Regions from separate parts of the Homo sapiens genome. Here region 2 is linked to region 1. The links are chromatin contacts, found by Hi-C or POLR2A ChIA-PET in ENCODE. All regions are on one chromosome and are shown on one strand. Each heading gives the region's core, a stretch centred on a gene start or an enhancer-like site at or near the end of the contact. The rest is flanking DNA. Distances are from core to core; before and after follow the strand shown.

Region 1 (5,202 bases), core at 1,572-4,071:
TACTCTGATGTGGGAGATCCTACTGTAACATACATTGGAATAAAATATGTGCTAGAAAGAAGGTACAAACACTGGACTTACAAGGACAAACAAGAAGGAGCTCATAGTTATGACCTGAGAGACGCAGAACTCAGGAAAGATAGAGGAGGGATGTTTGAGCAAGAACGTAAAGGATAAGAAAGATTTCAAGGAGCAAAGGAGGGAGGGAAGAACATTCTAGGATGAGGGAGAGGCATTAGCAAAGTCATGGAAAAGTGAAAGTGCATGGGTATTTGGAAAATGTAGCCTGGGTAGAGAGAGAAAGTGACCATGTAGGGCCCAATGATGGCTGGACTCAAATGCCACAGCAGGGAATTTGAAGGAACTGAGGTCTTAAGAGAGGTGACATTAGACCTTTGTTTCAGAGAGATAGCTAACCGGGGCTGTGTGAAGTAGATTGGCAGTGGGTCCTAACCTTTCATTACCAGGAAATCCCTTTCATTAATTTACCCCCATAGATCTGGCAGTTTGATTTTGGACATTTAACACATTACATTTATCAATAGTCTGTGGTGCTTTATTGGGGTAAATGTATAGTTTCCAGTAGTTCTTTTAAATACTGAAGACCCCTAGATATTTAAGAGTGCCAGGCTGGGAACCAAAGGGCTAGGAAGGTAGAAGAGCAGATGTCTGAAGACCCCTTAGTAAATTCCTGGAGGCCCGGGACAGAAGCGAAGTCCTGAACTAAGGCAGGTGTGGTTTCTGAAAGGTGGGGACAGGTATGAGATGTTCTGTGGGTGAAATGGACAGAATTCGGTGAGCGATTGGGGCTGAAGTGAGTGAGGAATAGAAAAATGAATCAAGGTTGGGCATGGTGGCTCATGCCTGTAATCCCAGCACTTTGGGAGGCCAAGGTGGGAGGATCGCTTGAGCAGGGGAGTTCAAGACCAGCCTGGGTAACATAGTGAGACCCCCATCTCAACAAAATTATTTTAAAAAATTAGCTGGGCACAGTGGTGGACATCTGTGGTCCCAACTACTCAGGAGGCTGAGGTGGGAGGATAGCTTGAGCCCAGGAGGTAGAGGCTGCAGTGGGCCATGTCCTTTCTACTGCACTCTAGACTGGGCGACAGAGCCAGATCCTGTCTCAAAAAAATAAAAAGAGAAAGAGAAAGAGAAAGGAAAGGAAAGGAAGAAGGAAGGACGAAAAGATGAGTCAGAGCGTCTGGGCCTGGGGATAAGAATATCAATGAGAGGGGACCCGGAGGGGACTGGTGGCCAGAAGGAAGGAGTGTCAGTTGATAGCAGATGCACTGAGTGTGAGTCCACTGCAGTCTTCTACATGGAGTTCTTCAGCAGGAAGTTGGGAGCTTGGGAGAAAGGTCACTGCTGTGGGGCAACTCAAGACATTTTCTCATGGGCAGTGAAACTGAGGCTCACTTAATCTTCCATCCTCAGACCCAATGGCTAGGACTAGTGCCCCCTGAGACACCCACCTTTACCCTTACCTTCTGCCCTGATGAGACCCCAATAATCTAGAGTCTATTTCCTAACATTCTCCTGTATCTGTCCTTCAGTGCTTAGGAAAGTGTTGCTGACTATAGGAAAGAAAAGACTGGGTTAGGGAGAGGGGTGTGAAGAGGTGCCCAGGCCAGGGCAGCGCTCCACCACTGCCTCCTGCCCTGCTTCTGCCCAACCTGCAGTTAGCCTGGTTTAAAACAGATGCTCTCAGTCATGATCAACCTGTCTGCTTCTGCCTTTGCTCTGTGGTCATGGGAAGCAGATGTTTCACCCTGCTGTAGTGGGGACTGAATTACAGTGGCATTGGTGTGGGGTGACCTTCAGGGCACTGGGCAAGGCTCGCAGAGGGGGTGCCTTTGCTAACACCCCTCCTGTGCAAGTCTGGCAGTGTGTTGCTCATGGGGCTGCCGGCCAAATGCCAGAGAGGGAAACAGTCACACCCCCAAACTGTTCATGAACAGACCTAAGTAGACACACAAGTCCCATCACAGGGGAACACAATCCCCCTATGAGCTGTGTCTGGGTCAGGGTCTTCTCAACTTAGGAACAACCATCCCATGCCAGGTAAAGCCAAATCTCTAATTCTGGGCTTAATGTTCCTTGATGCATGTGCCTGGACTTTGTTATGCATCAGAAACACCAGCCAGCTTGTTGAAGTGCAGATTCCTAGGCTCCAATCTAGTGCATCAGAGCTTCTGTGGGTAGCAATTTACATTTTTAACAAGCTTTCTAGGTGGCTCAAATGCACAGTAAAGTTTGAGACGCCGATGGAGAGCGTCCTCTGTTAAATCACACCAAGACTTCTTTCTTGCATTGTCCATCACAGACCACGTTTGTGGGGTTACTATGTTAACTGTTTTCTGAATCTCATGCTGGGTATTCTGAATCTGGGTACTTGACTCTGGTTTTGGCTCGTGTGTCCTCCCCTCTTGGCTGTAGGTGCCTCCTCTCTGACAGGCTCCCCATGATGGGGCACCTGGATGTGCAGGGCAGCGGGAGGGAGCCAGGCGAGAAAGGGCACGAAAGAAATAGGACACCAGCTTCTAATAAGGGAGTGTGCCCAGCACCGGCTCAAGGTATGGGAGGGAAAAGCACTATCCCCTGCAGGGCTCTTCTGGAAGGCTTTTCAGGAGAGGCTGTAGTTAGGCCCCAAGAATAAGTGGGATTAGGTTTCCTGAGACTAGGGAGGGTATCCTGAAGATACAGAGTATAAACAAAGCATGGTGAGAGGAGGGTGTTGCATTTGGCCATAGAAACGGGTGCTGAAGACCCATGAAGTGTTTTGAACACCAGATTAATGCATTGTCAGTTTCATGTAAGGCAAAGTGCTTGGTAATTTTTAAAGCTCTATGCAAACATTAATCATTCCTTTCTCCTTCTGTGGGCAAAAGGGGAGTTAGTAAAAAATTATGAGTAATAGTGGGATGCCTGGCAAAGGTTTTAGGATGAATAAATTACTAGGGAAGTGGAGAACAGCTTTTTAGGGGTTCAGAAGCAGTTGTCCAGGGGCTGAATCTTATTAGTTTGGCCAACAGTGTTAGCTTTTCAAAAAAAATTTTTAAATTAAAAATTTTTTTTTTCAGACGGAGTTTTGCTCTTGTTGCCCAGGCTGTTGTGCAATGGCACGATCTCGGCTCATTGTAACCTCCACCTCCTGGGTTCAAGTGATTCTCCTGCCTCAGCCTCCCAAGTAGCTGGGACTACGGGTGCCTGCCACCACATCCGGCTATTTTTTTTTTTTTTTATTTTTAGTAGAGATGTGATTTCACCATGTTGGTCAGGCTGATCTCGAACTCCTGACCTCAAGTGATCCACCCACCTTGGCCTCCCAAAGTACTGGGATTACAGGCATGAGCCACTGTGCCCAGCCTTTTTTTTTTTTTTAATTTGCATTTGAATGTCTTTAAATAGAGCTTTCACCTTCCAGTTCCCACAACCTACAACTCTACGTTTGTTTTACAGCCTCACACATTTACACCTGCTTAGCCCCAGAAGGTATTAGAGTTTTTAATCTCTCAATTGGCACAGAGGAGGGTGAGAAGTTGAAATTCTAGTAGGAGAGATAACAGTAGTGGGAAGTAGTGAGGGCCCAGAGAGAGTGGGGCAGTGAGATAAGAAGAAGGAGACAACACAGAATAAGTAAATGGGACACGCTGGCGGATTGAGGGAGAGAGGGGAGTCAAGGGTTAAACTGATGGGACAATGCTGCTGAAGTCTGCAGAGGCTGAGGAGCAGCTCTGAAGGATATGTTGGGTTTAGGTTGTGGCAGGATATCTCAGGGCCTTGTCTAACGGCAGGTGACAATTTGGGCCTGGTGCTCAGAAGAATAATGGTAGCTGGGGACGCAGGTCAGCCCTGGCGTGGAGGCAGTGGGTGAAGTGGAGGTGGAGGTGAGTGGGGGTAAGAGTGTGCTGGGAGAGGGTGGAGGGCTGGAGGAGCCTTCTCACTGAGGAGGTGTGCAGAATAGTCAGGATGGCAGCAAAGCTGGATCTCATGCAGGATCCTTGAGTCAGAAAAGGAGAGAACCTCCAGGAGGGAGGGGCTGATTGGCTGCCAGAGGCACTTTGGCAGCCGAGGAGAATATGGGTTGGAAACACGTCCTTTAAGAAGCCATTGACTTTGAGCATCGGTGAGCAGGTCAGCAGGGGTGAGCGTCGGCATGGTTGGGCTCTGCTCCTTCAGTAAGGGAGCACTGAGGCAGTGGAGCTCCGCCTTTGCCTGAGGGGCTGGTATGGACTCCCGGCACAACCTGGCTCTAAACTGGACAGTGGAAGGGTGGCCTCTGCTCTGACCTGTCACTGTGTCTTCCCTGAACGGCTGTGCTTGGCCAAAGCTGAGCTGTTCATAGTTGTCCCACACTAGCTCACTCTGCGCCTCTCCCCAGATGGCCTAGAAGACCACGGCCCTCTCTGCTCCTCAAGCCAGAAGCTGCTCTCGGGTCAATAAGCTCGGGTTGCTGGAACTTTTCGGACTGCCGAGGTCACTTCTGCTTCTGGGTTGTCTGACCACTGGCCAGTTTTTTGCTTGCTCTTTAGCGGCTCTTCCTCCTTGTAGCTCAGCACCCTGTGAGGTTGAAGAGGCGGCTGCTCAGCTGTGGCTGAAAGTGAGGAAGCTCCCTTTAGGGGGTAAGAGTTGGAGTTTGAGATGAAAAGTGTTTGGTGCCGCTTGGCTTGACATTTTCCCCCAAAGTGAAAATCCAGCTGGCTTGTTCCCCTGGTTTGTCTCTGAAGCAGTATCTGGTATTTATAGAAGACTGAGCCAAGGGCCAATCAGCTCAGAATGGAAATGCCTGAGCCTGGAGTTCTCTGGGGCAACCGTCTCCTGGCTTTCTCTCTCCCTGGAGTTCAGCTAAGGTTTTCTCTCGAAAACTTTCAAGCCCTGAGAAGTTTGAAGAGACACAAACAGGGGAAAGGACCCTAAAGCACACTGACTGTCTTTCTCTTGGCATCGACGTCTTGTGTGTTTTTTTATGGTTGATAGCAAGAAGGTAGCTGAAGAGCTAGGAGAGTGGCCTGGTGTGGGGCGCAAGGAGCAGCTGCAGCGTCCAGCTGTCTAGGGTGATGGGCATAGTCTCCTGTTCCTACAGCCTCTAGGACGTCCTGCTTCTGAATTATGTGCCTGTGCTAACCTACTGGGACAGAATTGTTGTTTTTAGCATGTACCTTCCAGCTGCAAGGAAAAGGAAGGGGATATTTGACATTT
Region 2 (5,202 bases), core at 1,251-3,750, 2.7 Mb after region 1:
AAACGAGTACGATGTAAGAACTTGTTTTTAGTGGAAAATGACTCTTCACATGACTTCTGTATGTTCACCTCTCTACCAGTCGGTTAACTGGCAGGAAGCAGGATGTCACTCAGATGGCTCAACTAGAGACTTCAATAGAGGGACCACTTAGGAAGTGTAGGCAAGGTCAAGGAAGCCAATAGGGATGTTGAGGCACCTAGAGGCTAGGAACTGCAGGAAGCTGTTGCTCTCCTAGACCAGAAGGGACAAGGGGTCCAATGAGAGCTGCAGCTGTAGAGAAGGGGTCCCCTGGAGAGAGCAGCAGCCATGGAAAAACAGCTGCAGTCAAGATAGAGCACAAGAGCAGGAAAGGGTGTGGGAAAACTCCAACTTCTCTTTCCTCCTTGTTGGCGCCTCCCATTGGCCAACCCAACTGGAAGTCAGGTGGTCAGGGAGTGCAGGTGTTTCAGCCCATAGGGGTCAACTTCCTGAGGCACAGAAAGTCAGAGAAGGCTGGTGAATGGACTCCAGTGTAGGGGGCCAGGTGGAGACTTAACTGGTATTGTTATGTTGGGTGTGTACATTCTCTAGATACAGTACGGTTATAAAATCCATTCCAGATGCGAGTCCCCTGCATTTCCATTCCATGTGTCCTCCGCCTCCCCCACTTCACTGTACTTACTAGGATCCATCCTGATCTTCATGAATCATGAAGACTACCTTGGATCTGCTACATATATGAGTCAGACTATTGGCTCTTTGAGAAACTCATTTGCTTTCTGTCCCATAGACATTGGTCAGTAAATGTATAATGGCGGAAGGGCTGCAATGGGATTAGAGAGAGTTAGTGTTCATCTTTCACTAAGATCTGCTTCCACTCCCAGCTGGCTTCCAGGGAATAAAGCCTCCTCACAGAACACACAGAGGTGGTGCAGAGAAAGCCCTAGGACCACACGAATACCACCAGACCTTGAAATGTGGGAAAAGAGGGCTGTAGGAGGCAATTCTGAATTTTTGTTGGCATGAATGAGCACATAAAATCACTTAGAGTGTTCAGGAAATTTTTCAGCCCTCTTCATTAGCTATCTTGCCTCCTTCCCCCTCAACTTTATTTTTTGTTTGTTTACTTCTTCTTTCAGGGGACCAGAAAAATCTAAGATGTGCTATTTATTTACTCATTCATTCATCCATACATTCCTTCAGTCATTTTTTACTGCAAATATCTATGGTGCCAGGCACTGTGTTAGGCACTGGCTTTAGAAGGGTGAAAATTATGAGGCTGGGCATGGTGGCTCATGCCTGTAATTCCAGCACATTCAGAGGCCTAGGGGGGTGGATCAACTGAGATCAGGAGTTCAAGACCAGCCTGTCCAGCATGGCGAAACCCCGTCTCTATTAAAAATACAAAAATTAACCAGGTGCAGTGGCATGCACCTGTAGTCCCAGCTACTTGGGAGGCTGAGGCAGGAGAATTGCTTGAACCAAGGAGGCAGAGGTTGCAGTGAGCTGAGACCAAGCCACTGCACTCCAGCCTGGGTGACAGAGCAAGACTCCGTCTCAAAAAAAAAAAATAAATAAATAAAAAAAAATAAAAACAGAAGGATGAAAATTAGGCTAGCTGGCCTTGAAAACTCACCATTCATTTAAGGTGTACACACACATTGATTTCCCAAGTCTTATCAGCCTTGGGGGTAAACAAGGGCATGAGTGACAAGTGCAATGGTATTTAACTCTGAACACCCACAAGCAGTTGTTAAACTCCAAGCCCCACTGAGAGTCCTAGAGGCAAACACTCCCAAAAGCTGCAGAGGTTTTCCCACATCATTACCATCATGTGCCAGACAGCCCTGCTGCTGCTGTTGCCTGAGCAGGAAAACCAGGGACAGTGTCTCTGCATTGGGAGCCTTGGGTGGGCTTATGAAGCAGTTTCTGTTGAATCTCCTGCATCCAGTGCGATTTCCACATTCTCAGAGAAAGCCCTGTGGCCCTAGAATCTCCTTTCATCTAGGCTGTCACTCTTTTTCAGTGTCTCAAAGAAAGCACCTACAATTTATTGAATCATTTAGTTATTTTACCTAGAGCAATTTCAGTCAAAATATATATGATATGAGACCTTTTCCTGTTTTGCAAAAATATTAGAGCATAGGAAAGTGCTGACTGGGGAAGATGGGGAGGGGAGATTCCTGGGGATTGGAGGACCAAACAGAGGAGCCCGAGGGCCAAGACCAAACTTCCTTACTTCACACCCTTACCAGGGGTGGCCCTGCTGGGTTGCAGCAGACAAATAAAGGTTGTGGGCCTTCTGTGTCCTGTTAGGCAACAATAGTGGGTGCCTTAGGTGGGTGTAAAGTTCTTGATGATTTATGACATGCCAGAACTTGCCTGTGCTTAAAAAAAAGTCCTAGACGGCCGGGCATGGTGGCTCATGCCTGTAATCCCAGCCAAGGTGGGTGGATCACAAGGTCAGGAGATGGAGACCATCCTGGCTAACACAGTGAAACCCCGTCTCTACAAAAAATACAAAAAATTGGCCGGGCTTGGTGGCGGGTGCCTGTGGTCTGAGCTACTCAGGAAGCTGAGGCAGGAGAATGGTGTGAACCTGGGAGGCAGAGGTTGCAGTGAGCCAAGATCACGCCACTGCACTCCAGCCTGGGCGACAGAGCGAGACTCCATCTCAAAAAAAAAAAAAAAAAAAAAAAAGTCCTAGACAACAGGGGACTGATGTCTAAGACATCAGATATACACTGCCAAACATCAGAACATGAAATTTTTCCTGCTAGATTCCCTCTATAGTTTGTCTGTCCACTAAATAAATACATGTTGATCTACTGTGGCAAAGAACTAAGAAATGTGTACAAAACAGCTCATTCTCTCAAAATGCTTAATTTCTAGCCAGAGAGGTGATATATGGAAGGATGAGTTTTTTTCCTTCTTGCTCACCATCCTTTCCTCTTTCCAAAGAGTAAATCTCACAAGGCTACAATAATAGAGGAAGGGTTTTTTGGTTGTGACACCTAGGTCTTGGAAAGGTCCAGCCTTTTCTCATAAGATAACAGGAGATACATCAGTAGGAGGTTAACATCTGCTTTCTGAGAGATCTTATGATAATTTTAAATATTCCAAGTGATGGTCAGTCTCCTGGGACTTCTCCTTTCTTCTACTTCAGCACCCAAAGTTCTCCTCTCCACCTCACATTTCAAGAGGAGAAAGAGTTGAAACAGAAAGTAATTGATAAGGTGTCCTGACGACGTTTAGACACAAGAAGAATCAGGACTTCGGGTGGGTGCTATGGAGAGAAAGGATTAAAATAAGTGTAGTGGGAGGGAAGAGGAGGAAGATCCAGGGAAGGGGCCCTGCCACTCAAAGCTGTTGCTCTGTGGCAGATCCCAAGGCCTGTGCCCTTGAGCAAATTAAAAGACAAAGTAGACTAACCACTGGGATCATAAGCATTTGGATTAGAAGGCTTTGGATGATCAGCAGAAATGAAGAGCTGTTTTTATATTCTTCATGATTCTGGTTGTGTGTTTGACCTGAGAAGACGTGGATCAGATCGTCTTCCCACTCCACCCCACCTCCCACCTTCCTTCACCAGCACAGTCCTGGATGACAGAGCCTAGGAAATGAAGAGAGCCACTCTGGGAGCCGACTGATCAACAACTGGAGGGGCACTCTCGTTCGACTGTACCACCTTCCACAAGAAGAGGGTGGTGCTCAAGTTCCAGACATACACAGAAATATTAAGTAGAACCCATGAAGTGCTTTGCAAGTCCAGAGTAAAGAGATGTTAATTCTTTCTGCTTTGATGAAAGATAGGTTTGATGGAGGAAGTGGCATTAAAAGGGAGCTTTAAAGGACAGCCGTAATCTTAAGTTCGTGGAGACATAAGGGGAGGAAATTCCAAGCAGAGGGAGCAGAGGTGAAATGGGAATGGAAATGAGATGTGTTGTCTTTATGTATCATGGGCATCATGGGATATCATGTGGAAAATCAGTGTGATTATTTATCTCTACAATGCTGACCTCTTTATACCTTTGTAATAATAACATTGGCAGGAACTTACATAAAATCCCAACTGGAACCAAATATTCATTTCTTATTTTAACTAAACCACAGATGAGATCAAACCAAACCCGAAACACACACACACACACACACACACACACACACACACACAAAATTGTTGATAAGAAACGTATATTTTTGAATCCTAAATTATTTTCCTGTTCTAAATATAATACCAAATTTATTCAGTAATCTGAGTTTGTAAACCTCCTTATTAGCACACAGATTTCAGTGAGCTGGGGCTATATATAATGATACTGATTTCTGCATGTAGTGTGTGGAATTAATTGTCATAATTAAACCTCTGTACATTGCTATATCCACAGGCTATCAGTCAGAGTCCATAATTGAAAACACAGTCACCTGCTTAGCTAGGTTAAGCAGAAAGAGACTATACTATGGGATGTTAGGTATCACACACTCCCTGGGAAGTCCAGAAGGTCAGGACTGGAAGCTACACAGTCAAGTGTATCACTCATCATAGGACTGAATCTGCAAAGACCACACAGAGCAGCACTGCAGAGCCCACTGGTGATGCTGGGCACTGTACATCAGAATCTCTGCCTCTGCTCTCTAGAAAAGCAGACACACTGTCACTCTGTCTGCCAAAACATGGGTCCCATGTGTTCCTGCTCTTCCTGTTGCTTCTTTCCAAATGTAAGTCTTATCAATATAAGGCTTGGATACATCAGCTCTAATGTACTTGGTCCACCCGATGGGCAGAGTCTAGGAGGCATGCCTGCCCCCTACATCTGCACTGGAATCTGGAGAAATGAATCCTGACTTCCGACTTGGAAAGTGCAAGTCCGTAATGTGGGAAGAGGCCCAAACATAAGATGTTGAAACAATGCAGGGTGGCCACAAAGCCTGACAGAACTCCACTATACCAGGTGCCATGGTGCTACATCAATCCATTTTATTTTTCTGTGTTCAATTTGTTTAGCACATAGGAGATTTCTGTTTTGGGCAATATCATGAACAAAAGAGCCTGAGAAAATATCCCACTGTAAGACATTTAGAAATGCTGAATAAAATATGTCAAAACTCCTCTGAAAGGCAAAATCTTCACAAAAATGGTAGTGAAATGATACCAAAATGAAACTGAAGCTGGAAAACTTAGTGAAGAGCTGACTCTGAAGCTGTAGACATCCTTTGGAAATG

The links. A loop is a pair of places that touch in the nucleus more often than their neighbours do. ChIA-PET counts read pairs that join two places held with the same protein, here RNA polymerase II (POLR2A).
Region 2: a loop to region 1 is called in a map of breast epithelium, with 22 times the contacts of the local background. The contact joins two enhancer-like sites. A Hi-C loop is called at or near these places in 1 of 168 maps with a recorded cell type or tissue (breast epithelium). POLR2A ChIA-PET finds 5 or more read pairs at or near these places in 1 of 52 experiments (WTC11).

Annotation. Positions count from the first base shown.
Region 1 is chr1:114,077,135-114,082,336 of GRCh38, forward strand. No RefSeq gene overlaps it. Among named protein-coding and RNA genes, the nearest start is that of SYT6, 74 kb to the right of the region's middle. RefSeq lists an enhancer at 1,308-1,808. Within about 2 kb of position 2,822, at least 2 of the 41 ENCODE cell types and tissues checked have a DNase peak (open chromatin) inside an H3K27ac peak, as active enhancers do.
Region 2 is chr1:116,797,176-116,802,377 of GRCh38, forward strand. No RefSeq gene overlaps it. Among named protein-coding and RNA genes, the nearest start is that of CD2, 45 kb to the left of the region's middle. Within about 2 kb of position 2,501, at least 3 of the 41 ENCODE cell types and tissues checked have a DNase peak (open chromatin) inside an H3K27ac peak, as active enhancers do.